Regions from separate parts of the Homo sapiens genome. Here region 1 is linked to region 2. A link is a contact called in ENCODE Hi-C or POLR2A ChIA-PET data. All regions are on one chromosome and are shown on one strand. Each heading gives the region's core, a stretch centred on a gene start or an enhancer-like site at or near the end of the contact. The rest is flanking DNA. Distances are from core to core; before and after follow the strand shown. Region 1 overlaps CACNA1C (calcium voltage-gated channel subunit alpha1 C). Region 2 has its middle 41 kb from the start of FBXL14.

Region 1 (4,518 bases), core at 1,227-3,726, 780 kb before region 2:
ATATGGGGGGAAGCATTTTTCCTATAAAACAATCTGTAACTCATAATAAGATAATCAGATTGGATCATAAAACCTGTTAAACCTGTTTAGCATGATGGGTATGCTAGCTCAACTTGGGGGTGTGTTGGGGGAAAGGGACAAGAAGGAAAGAAGTTCCCTTCATTTCCTTGGGCCTAGGATAAGCCCTCAAGAGCCCTATTCCACCCCCAAGGGCACCTCCTCCAAGGCTCCTGCTATTCTCATGCTTCCTGGGCCCTGTGTCCTGGATGCACAGGCATACCGGGTCGCTCGCTGCTCCAAAGTTACCCACTTCACACCAACCTTGCCAACCCTAACCCTATCTCTCAGACATCACCCAGTCTCTGGGGAGCAAAAGAATGGCATCTGCCAAAAGAACAGCTGAGATGAGCCACCGGTGGTCAGTGTCACTGACTGGAGGGAGGGGGACCATGGTTCCAGCTGTATCAGCTTCATGGGGGTGGGGGTGGGGGGACATTTCTGGTATGCAGCCACTTTTGGCTCCAGTGCATCCTGAGCCACACAGCCAGGACCTGTGGACGGCATGTGTCCATTGGCCTTGGCATCTATCTCAGACAGACCCTTGTGCACAAGGCGCCCACCCTGGGGTCTCTTCTTGCTATGGACTGCATGGGGATGCTATTATGCCTATACAGATGTCCGTTTTCTTCATTTACCGATTCTCTGACTTACTGATTCAGAAGACGTTTGCTGCTAATTAGCCCCTTGCCAGACATCAAGGAGGGGTCAATAGTTAAAAAACGAGTTGCCCTCTCCTCCCCCCATGTAGCCAGCACTGGGGTCTAAAGTTGGCGTGGCATGCTCCTGCCAAGTCCTGCCTGGCTGTAGGAAAGGCATGCTGGGGGTAGTGAGGGGGAGTGTAGGGTCCTGGGATAGGACCAGGCTGTGCAGAGAGGGGATTCCAGGCTGGAAGTGTGGACTTAATCCTGGGACAGTCATTCCAGGTGCTGAAGCAGAGAAAGGGGACAATTAAGGAGATCTGCCTGGGGGCTGCCTGTGGGATACTACAGGGGGCTGAGACCAGAGGCAAAGACCAAACCTGAAGTCAGAGGAGGAGGCGTGGTCACCACAGGCTTCAGAGAAGGTGGCCAAGGGCAAAGTGCCTGGTTCAGGAGGGCCAGCTTCTGGCCTCCCCAGTGGTGGGTCCTGGAGGGTGTTACTCAGTTCCTCTGGGCAGCCCACTTTTCCTGAGTGAAACGCACATGATAACTCTGCCCTCGCATCTCAAAGGGGCTGGGTGCATTTAAAGTGCTTTGTTAAACTGTAGAGTGCTATACAAATGTTAGCTATTATTATTAAAGGGCTGAGACAGTATTTTGTCAGCAGCTTAGTTCAGCTTGGTTGAACACGGCACTCCAAACATTTCACCAAATACCAAACAGGACTTTGTTATTTAGGGAAGAGATTCAGGAGCTTTCATGGAACACTGGAACATCTAAACACCAGCGAAAAACACAACTATCCCAGCCTCCATGATAAGCATCTTCACTGTGGCGAGGCTGGAGGGCTGGTGAGCACTGTGACCCTCAGGCTCACGCCCAGAGAAGGCCTACAGTCTTGGGGTGCTTGGCTCCAAAAGGAGTCTAAGTCTGGAGGAAAGGAAAAGGAGGGTGTTCATACGGCCAGAAACAATGGTCCTGGCTAGTCTGTGTTTAGCCAGGTTTACCCTGAATGCTCACTCAGTTCTACAGGGGAAGGGCCTCTCAGGGACTACTGACCATGCAGAACACCTCAGAAACTTGGAATCCCAAAACCTTGGTCTTGGAAGGGCATTGCAGCCAGGCTGCCTCTCTACCTGCTTATCTTCCTCCCACAAGCCTGTGGGCTTCTCGAGGATGGAAACCAGTCCCCTAGTACCTAGCAAAGGACCGAGGACGTAGCCAGCTTCCCATATGCATTGGTTGTTTGGATGGATGGATGGATGGTGAATGGATGAATGAATTCCATAGCATTTCTAATCAAGAAAACACCAATCTGTTGCTTCCCACCTTTCCAGGGGAAGCCACCTTTTCTTGCGGTGTCTTACTCTTAAAAGAGTAGTATCTCATCCTGTGTCCCAACCCTGCCCGACATGGCACTCCACTCGCTCCTTTCTCCCACCACTGCTGCCCATCAGGAGGCTGTTGTGTTAATTCTGAAGGCTGAAGCCACCCAGAAACCTCCGCCCAGATGCCTTAGAGGGCCCCTAAAGAGGAGGAAGTAGCCAGGGGGTTGGCCTCATTTCCCAGCTAGCAGCACCAGCTCTTCCCTGGGTGTGAGCTGAGAATTTTCGGGGACAGGCAAAGAGCCTTCCGGAAGGGCAATAGGTTCCTATTTAAACGGTTGTTTTCATTTGCGTGTTTCACTAAGCACAAAAGCTCCCCTTTAAGCCCTCATCTCATGGTGAACAGACTATTCCTGCCTGTCTGAGTCACATATCTCTGGGCAGCCAGACCTTCTGACTCACTGGTGGTTGAAATCTCAGATTCACAATACCAGAGAGTTGCTAAAAATAGGAATCATGTACCTGGGCCCCAAAATAGGACAGAGTCAAACACGGCTCTTTAAAAACCTACTGCCCAATGTGTAACATAAAAATCAAAGAGGGGCTATACTTGTCTTCTTTCATATTATCTTAAATGTAATAAAGCCGTCTCTAATTCCTTTGGAAATCGGCAAAGTAGATGGACCAATACAATAGAAAGATAGGTTGGAATAATCGTGCCTAGTGCACTCTGGTTGTTTTTATTAGAAAATTCTATATCCTTAAATTAGCATAGGGTATTTTCACAGCAGTGGTAGGGAAATGAAGCTTCTCCATCCATGCTTTGCCAGTTTCTCTCTTGGGAATCAATGTGGCTTAAAATAGTAAGGAAATTTTCACTGAGGAACAAAGAGGATGCTTAGGGTTTGTTTTTTTTTTTTTTTTTTGGAGTTGTTTTATATTTCCTTTCAAGGCTTTGAGGTCTCCCTATATTAAAATTTTATAGCTTTTTCCATTACTTGCAAACTGTTTGTACTTGAACAGCCTTAGGATCAGCCTTGATTTTTTTCAGCCTTACTTTTTTTTGGGAAAAACATCTATACCACTTGAAGTATTCTTGACAATTCTGGGCAAAAGTCACAACAACTTTCTTCATCCTGCGTCTCTCCTATAGAAGTTACCATGGCTTCTGGGCCTCTGCTGACCTCACAACAGCCTGCAGGGAGGTTGGGCAGATGTCCTCACTCTGGGTCTACAGATGGGACTCAGATGTGCAGGGAGGAAGCACTCAAAGGGAGGGCCGGTCCCTCACCCAGTGTTTCTGATGCTTGCCCTGTCCTGCACCTGGAAAGGCTGGGAGTAGACACATGTGAAAGAAGAGAACAGAGCAGACCTGCCTTCCAGGGACAGGAGGGAGCCACGCTGTGCATGTCCTGCTCTGTCTGATGGCTGCCACCCGTGGAAAGGTGCTGCCATTCTGTCTTCCATACCTGCACATCTTTCTACATTATGTTTAAGGTTTTTTTTTTTTAACTAATATGCTCTACAGAGCAGATGACCTAAAGAAAATCACCCTGGAGATTGTCTCAAGAGGAAGGAAATGGCTCTTGACATCGTAAATCACAGATGTTTGTTTTCATGGTGTTTTAAATTCCAGTGACTTCCGGAAGGTGGGAGCCTGCAGGCATGGCGGAAGAGACCACTGAGTTATGGATCATAAATCACTGGGGCCACTTGTGGAACCCAGCCTAAAATCGCCAGCAGCCAAGATGAGGCTGCCGGGTGAGTGAGGGGGAAGACAGGGGATCACAGTCACACTTTGGCCAGCTGGGACAAGGTAAAATGGCACTATGTGTGGCTGAGATACTAGAACCTCCAAACCCAGAGCATCTCAGAATAGGGTTGAGGCTCATGAGAGGCCACTGCTAGCTTGGAAGCAGGCGTGGGAGTCCCTGGAATGGGTGCCTCAGCCTGGGGCCATTGGATAGGTCTATGGGGGAAAAGCTTAAAGAGAACGTGCAAGAAGCTCTGATAATGAAGCTTAGACATTTAAGAAAGGCGTTACGGTCTTATCTTTCTTGAACACACAATGGAAACCCCAAACCATGACATTTCTATCTAATTTAGGAGGGAAATAAATTGCCAAGAGTTGATGGTGGCAGGCCTTTAGTTGCTGTCATCTCATTTAATCCTTGCATCATACAATGGGACAGTTTATTTATTCTCTTAATTTTATAGCTGAAAAAACTGAGTTTCAATGAAGTTAAAGAATTTGCTGGAAGTCACACAGCTAAGAAATAAAGTCAACATTGAAAAAAATATTATTTTGTAGAAACGGGGCCTCACTATGTAGTCCAGGCCGGTCTCAAAGTCCTGGCCTCAAGAAATCCTACTGTCTTGGCATCCTGAGTCACTGGGACTATGGGCGTGAACCACCGTGCCTGGCTGGAGTCAGTATCTGAACCATGACTTGCCAGACATCCAAGCCCACTTCGCCTCACTACAGCACAATTCCT
Region 2 (5,115 bases), core at 736-3,235:
CAGCCTTAAAAAAGGAAGGAAATTCTGATGCATGCTACGACATGGATGAAATATTGCTAAGTTTCATCCATGGGCCAGGCGAGGTGGCTCACGCCTGTAATCCCAGCACTTTGGGAGGCTGAGGCGGGTGGATCACAAGGTCAGGAGATCGAGACCATCCTGACTAACACGGTGAAACCCCGTCTCTACTAAAAATACAAAAAATTAGCCAGGCGTGGGGGCAGGCACCTGTAGTCCCAGCTACTTGGGAGGCTGAGGCAGGAGAATGACGTGAACCCGGGAAGCAGAGCTTGCAGTGAGCCGAGATTGCGCCACTGGACTCCAGCCTGGGCGACAGAGCAAGATTCCGTCTCAAAAAAAAAAAAGTTTCATCCATGGATGAAACATAGATGCTAAGCAAAATAAGCCAGACACAAAAGGACATATTTTATAATTCCACTTCTAAGAGGTATTTATAATAGATAAACTCATAGATAGAAAGTAGGTCCCGATGTGGTGGCTCGCGCCTGTAATCCAGCACTTCGGGAGGCTGAGGTGGGAGGATCACTTGAGCCCAGGAGTTTGAGACCAGCCTGGTCAACATGGTGAGACCCTGTCTATACAAAAAATAAAAACTAAAAAATTAGCAGAGTGTGGTGGCACACACCTGTAGTCCCAGCTACTTAGGAGGCTGAGGTGGGAGGACTGCTTAAGCCCAGAAGTTTGAGCCTGCAGTGAGCTGTGGTTGCACCACTGCACTCCAACTTGGGTAACAGAGCAAGACCCTGTCTCAAAAATAAATACATACATACATACGCAGGAAAGTAGAAGCAGACAGAAAGAAGTGGTTGTCAGGGGCTGGAAGGCAGGAAGGATGGGAAGTTATTGTTTTATGTTAATTAAACAATAGTGTTAATTCTGAACAGAATTTCAGTTGGGGAAGATGGAAAAGTTTTGGAGATGGACGTGGTGATGATTACACAGCAGTGTGAATGTGCCCAATGCCACAGAACTGTACACTTAAAAATGGTTGAAATGGAAAATTTTGTTAAGTACATTTTACCATAAATTTTTAAAAAACAATAATGTTTGTGAACCTATCTGATAATTGAAAAAACTGGTCTTTGTCCGTGAGTCCCTGTTGGAGCATAAAGCTTCTTCTGCTCAGTGAATGAGCAGATACGAGGCAGCATTGAAAGGAATGCATCCCACATTTGACTGCCCAGTTTGATAGCTAGCAGCACCCCAGGGGTCAAAAGACATATGAGGCCGGGTGTGGTGGCTCATGCCTGTAATCCCAGCACTTTGGGAGGCCAAGGCAGGTGGATCACCTGAGGTCAGAAGTTCAAGACCAGCCTGGCCAGCATGGTGAAACCCCATATCTAGTAAAAATACAAAACTTAGCCAGGCGTGATGGTAGGTGCCTGTAATCCCAGCTACTCAGGAGTCTGAAGCAGGAGAATCGCTTGAACCAGAGAGGCGGAGGTTGCAGTGAGCTGAGATCGCACCACTGCATTCCAGCCTGGGTGACAAGAGAGAGACTCCGTCTCAAAAAAAAAAAAAAAAAAAGACATGGGTCCTTTTTGGACTGTGACCTTGTGTAGCAGGTTTTACCCTGAACCATTAGGGATCAATGAAGCTGATAAATTGTTCCCGTGGGTTAAGAACCAATGCCCATCATCAAGGAGAAATAAGGATTCTCCCAACCGGCCCCTTCCCTCCCATTGCCACATAAGGGAAACTTCTACCATTGCCCCCTCAGAAAGAGACCAAACTCAGACTGCAACCCCTGCCCCCCCACCACTCAGGCAGGTGATCTGGAAGGATCGAGGGGCTTTCCCAGCATCTCAGCCTGTCAGAGGCAAGTCAGAATGAGAATCCAACGCCTACTCAGACACCAGAGCCTCCCTGCCACTCTAGTAGCCAGGACGACTGGAACTATTGCCTACCACAGCCCCTGGCTAAAAATACAACCTCCTCTGAGATGGTTTCAGTTATTCAAATGTTTGAGAGCCAGGCAGCACCTGGCCTGGGTACTATACAAACATCTGGCTGAGGGACTGCCAGAAAACCACTGGGCAGCTGGAGGTCGTATGGGAACTGTGCCCCTGCAGCTGCATGGCCCTGTCCACCTCCTGGCACTTCTCCTTCAAGACCTTCCTTCCACTCTTTCTCCTGCCCGATCGCTGGTCTCCTTCGCTCCTCTGCCCCACCTGGCTTCTCTGCTCTGCCCAGGATGGAATCTCTCCTACCATCTCTGTTCCTTTATTCCCTGCCACACCTCTATCTACCTTTCCACTCGACCTTCACCTGGAAGGGTTTTTCCCTCTCTCGCTTGCCAGTTCAGGGGTTTCCTCCAAGTCCTTCTCAAATGCCATTTGTCTCTGAAAGGCTTCCAGGAACCTCCCACATGGGTAGCTCTCCTGCAGCATCTGCTGGCCAGTCAGCCTCACCAGGGAGGACTCATTCATCGCACAAAATTTGCCCACACCTGCTCCAGGCCGAGCCCTTCATGAGGGCAGGGCCACGGGCACAGTGGTGTATGGAAGGGGGTTTCTGCCCTCAAAGATGGGGGTCCACTGAGGAGGACAAACTAAAACCAAATAGTTAAAGGAACGCACTAGGTTTTAAATCGGAATTTTTGTGTAGAGGTGTCTTTGGGAGCTCTGAGGAGAAAGCAGCCTGCTTGGAGAGGCTGGGAGGTGTGAATCTTGAGTAAACGTGGTCGTCCCCCAGGCTTGTAGCTGCAAAAGGGCACTGCCAACAGCAGCAAGGCATCACGAGGACCACAAGTGTGGCTCTTCGGACGTCATGCTCAGGAAAACAGCAGGCGGCTCTGACCGGCCGTGATGCCGGGCTCATCCAGGAGAGATGTGGGAAATGGAATTGAATCGGAAGGGCTTGGAACTCCCGGCTCAGGAGTGAGAGTCCAGCTTCCTCCTGGGGCCACAGTGCGCTGCTCGGTGTTCCTTAGTAAAAGGCGTGTCACTGGCTATGGTCTCACCAGATTGCCTGTCTAATTCTTATTTTTCATTTGGGAAAGTTCAGAGCAGTTTTCCCTTGGCACCAGTTCACAGCAGAGCCAAAACTTTTGCTAAACGCATGGTTAAAGATTCACAAACATCACAGCAACTGGCACTGTCACAATGGCTCCTGCTGGAGCTACAAAACAGTCCCCAGAGCCTATCTAAGATGAGCAACCTCAGTGACTGACATCAGACGCTCAGGGTGTGCGAGTGTGCTCGTCCACTAAACGTGGCAGAGGACAGATCGATGGTGCCCTCTGACGAAGGGTTCCACAAATAAGCATGGGATACACTCCCTCCTGCTCCTGAGGGAGTCACACGGCATATGAACACATTAAACCTCTGTGGTTTTAAAAAAATGTGTTTAATTTGGTGGAAACCAGCATTTCTCAAACTTACTTGATCACACAACCTTTTTTTCCTCCAAGTGCCTATTAACCTCTCAGGAAGAACAGATGTTGGGAAGCGCAGGATTAGATGATTTCCAGCTGACCTTTCAGCCATTAAAATCCACTGCTTTATGGCTTGAGTATAAGTCACTGGGCTGGAACGTGAGTAACCAAAACATAATTGAGTTTTAGATATACTAACATTTATTCCGAGAAGTCCTCAAAACTGGAAATGGGCATGACTTTACGAAGGGATGTGATGATGACGAAGGGTCCACAGGGGGCCGGAGGGCCACGAATGGGAGAAGAACACAGAAAGCAGGAGAAAGAAAAGGCCTGAGAGGAAGGCAGACTGGTTGAAAGATTCTGATTGGAAGAAGAAAAGGATCTAGTTAAGTTAAGAAAGTTTGGAAAGCATGAGACAGCTTCACAGAAATTCTTTGGGCACCGAGAAAGGCTGAGACAGGGATCAGGAGGCCGTAAGGAGAATGGCCTCTGCTTCACGGCAGAGGAAACCGTTCCCTTGGGGGACACTGGAATGGAGAGGAGGAACCATGGCAGAGCACGATGTGCAAGCCAGGATGGCCTAGCAGGAAAGCACACTCAGATGCAAGGAGAGAGGGACCAGACAACTGGGGGGTGAAAAGGACGGAGAATGGAAGGGCTAATGAGCACCTCAGCCTACATGAAGAGCAAGGGGCTGGCTACCTGTCATCTACCCACATAGCATGAGTAATTCCAGGCTAACTCTGTCACCTTACTCTCAATCCCTTCCCCTCTTGCAACTGCTGGGATCTTGCCCCATGAATCACCCTCCTCTCTCGCACATCTTAGGCCCTTGCCAACCTGTCTCCATGTTTCCTTTGACACTGCTGCTCCCTCCAATTACTGCCCAATTTCTATTCTTTGCCAAACTTCTTGAAAGAAGTTCCAGTGCCACATTTATAACTGCTTGGATAGACTAGCCACCTCAAAGTCAGCAGGTCCAAAAATGGCTCCATCCACCCTCCCCTCCATCCAGCCCCTAACTTAGTTGTTTACACAACTGCTACAGCTATGTGCTGCCAGTCAGCCAGACTCAAAGCCACAGTCACCTCCCAGGTCTAATTCAGTGACAAGTCTTACATCTTCCTCTGCAATAATCTTTTACATCCGTGACACTCTGCCGTCTCACTGCACCGCCCTGACCTCAATTACAGTGGCCTTCTGAATGTTCTCTAAGGCTGGGAGGGCAAATCCTCATCCTCACACACATGCCCCACCTCTTCCTCACCTGGAGACCAACTGGAGGACATGAGTGATGAGGCAATGGAGCTCTTTCCCATGGATGGTCTCACAATCCTCTCAAACGAAGTGTACGGTCCTGGGAGGCCACCACCAGTCAGCTAAAGTGGGCATTCAAGATGACACAAGCACACATCTCATCCCAGCTAATGACTCCAAAATCCAAATAGGAATCTCAATGCTGGCAGCCAAACCACAGTCACGATACAGTTGTTACAGTCTCCAAATGGCAGAACTTCGTCCTAGTTGTCCTGTTCTTGTCACTCCAACTGAGTAATGTGCTTTGGTGGTATATACACGCTGAGTTTAACTGCCATGTCACCAAAAAGATGACAGCACGATTCAGCATTGAAACACAGTTTCAACTGTACACAGAAAGGCATGAATCTACATTTTACATTACTGAATCAAATGTTTTGATTGAAGAAGTGACCAAA

Evidence for each region. Hi-C counts contacts between places; a loop is a spot of excess contacts on that map. ChIA-PET counts read pairs that join two places held with the same protein, here RNA polymerase II (POLR2A). Pooled maps may share reads with other maps.
Region 1: a pooled map shows a loop between it and region 2 (5-fold over the local background). The contact joins two enhancer-like sites. A Hi-C loop is called at or near these places in 1 of 37 single-sample maps with no recorded cell type and 1 of 50 pooled maps. POLR2A ChIA-PET finds 5 or more read pairs at or near these places in 1 of 52 experiments (T-cell).

Annotation. Positions count from the first base shown.
Region 1 is chr12:2,334,454-2,338,971 of GRCh38, reverse strand. The region is part of intron 3 of CACNA1C (calcium voltage-gated channel subunit alpha1 C); the gene reads right to left. Among named protein-coding and RNA genes, the nearest start is that of CACNA1C-IT3, 67 kb to the right of the region's middle. RefSeq lists an enhancer at 1,010-1,510. Within about 2 kb of position 2,476, at least 15 of the 41 ENCODE cell types and tissues checked have a DNase peak (open chromatin) inside an H3K27ac peak, as active enhancers do.
Region 2 is chr12:1,551,446-1,556,560 of GRCh38, reverse strand. No RefSeq gene overlaps it. Among named protein-coding and RNA genes, the nearest start is that of FBXL14, 41 kb to the left of the region's middle. RefSeq lists enhancers at 1,724-1,823, 2,104-2,163, 2,224-2,293. Within about 2 kb of position 1,985, at least 2 of the 41 ENCODE cell types and tissues checked have a DNase peak (open chromatin) inside an H3K27ac peak, as active enhancers do.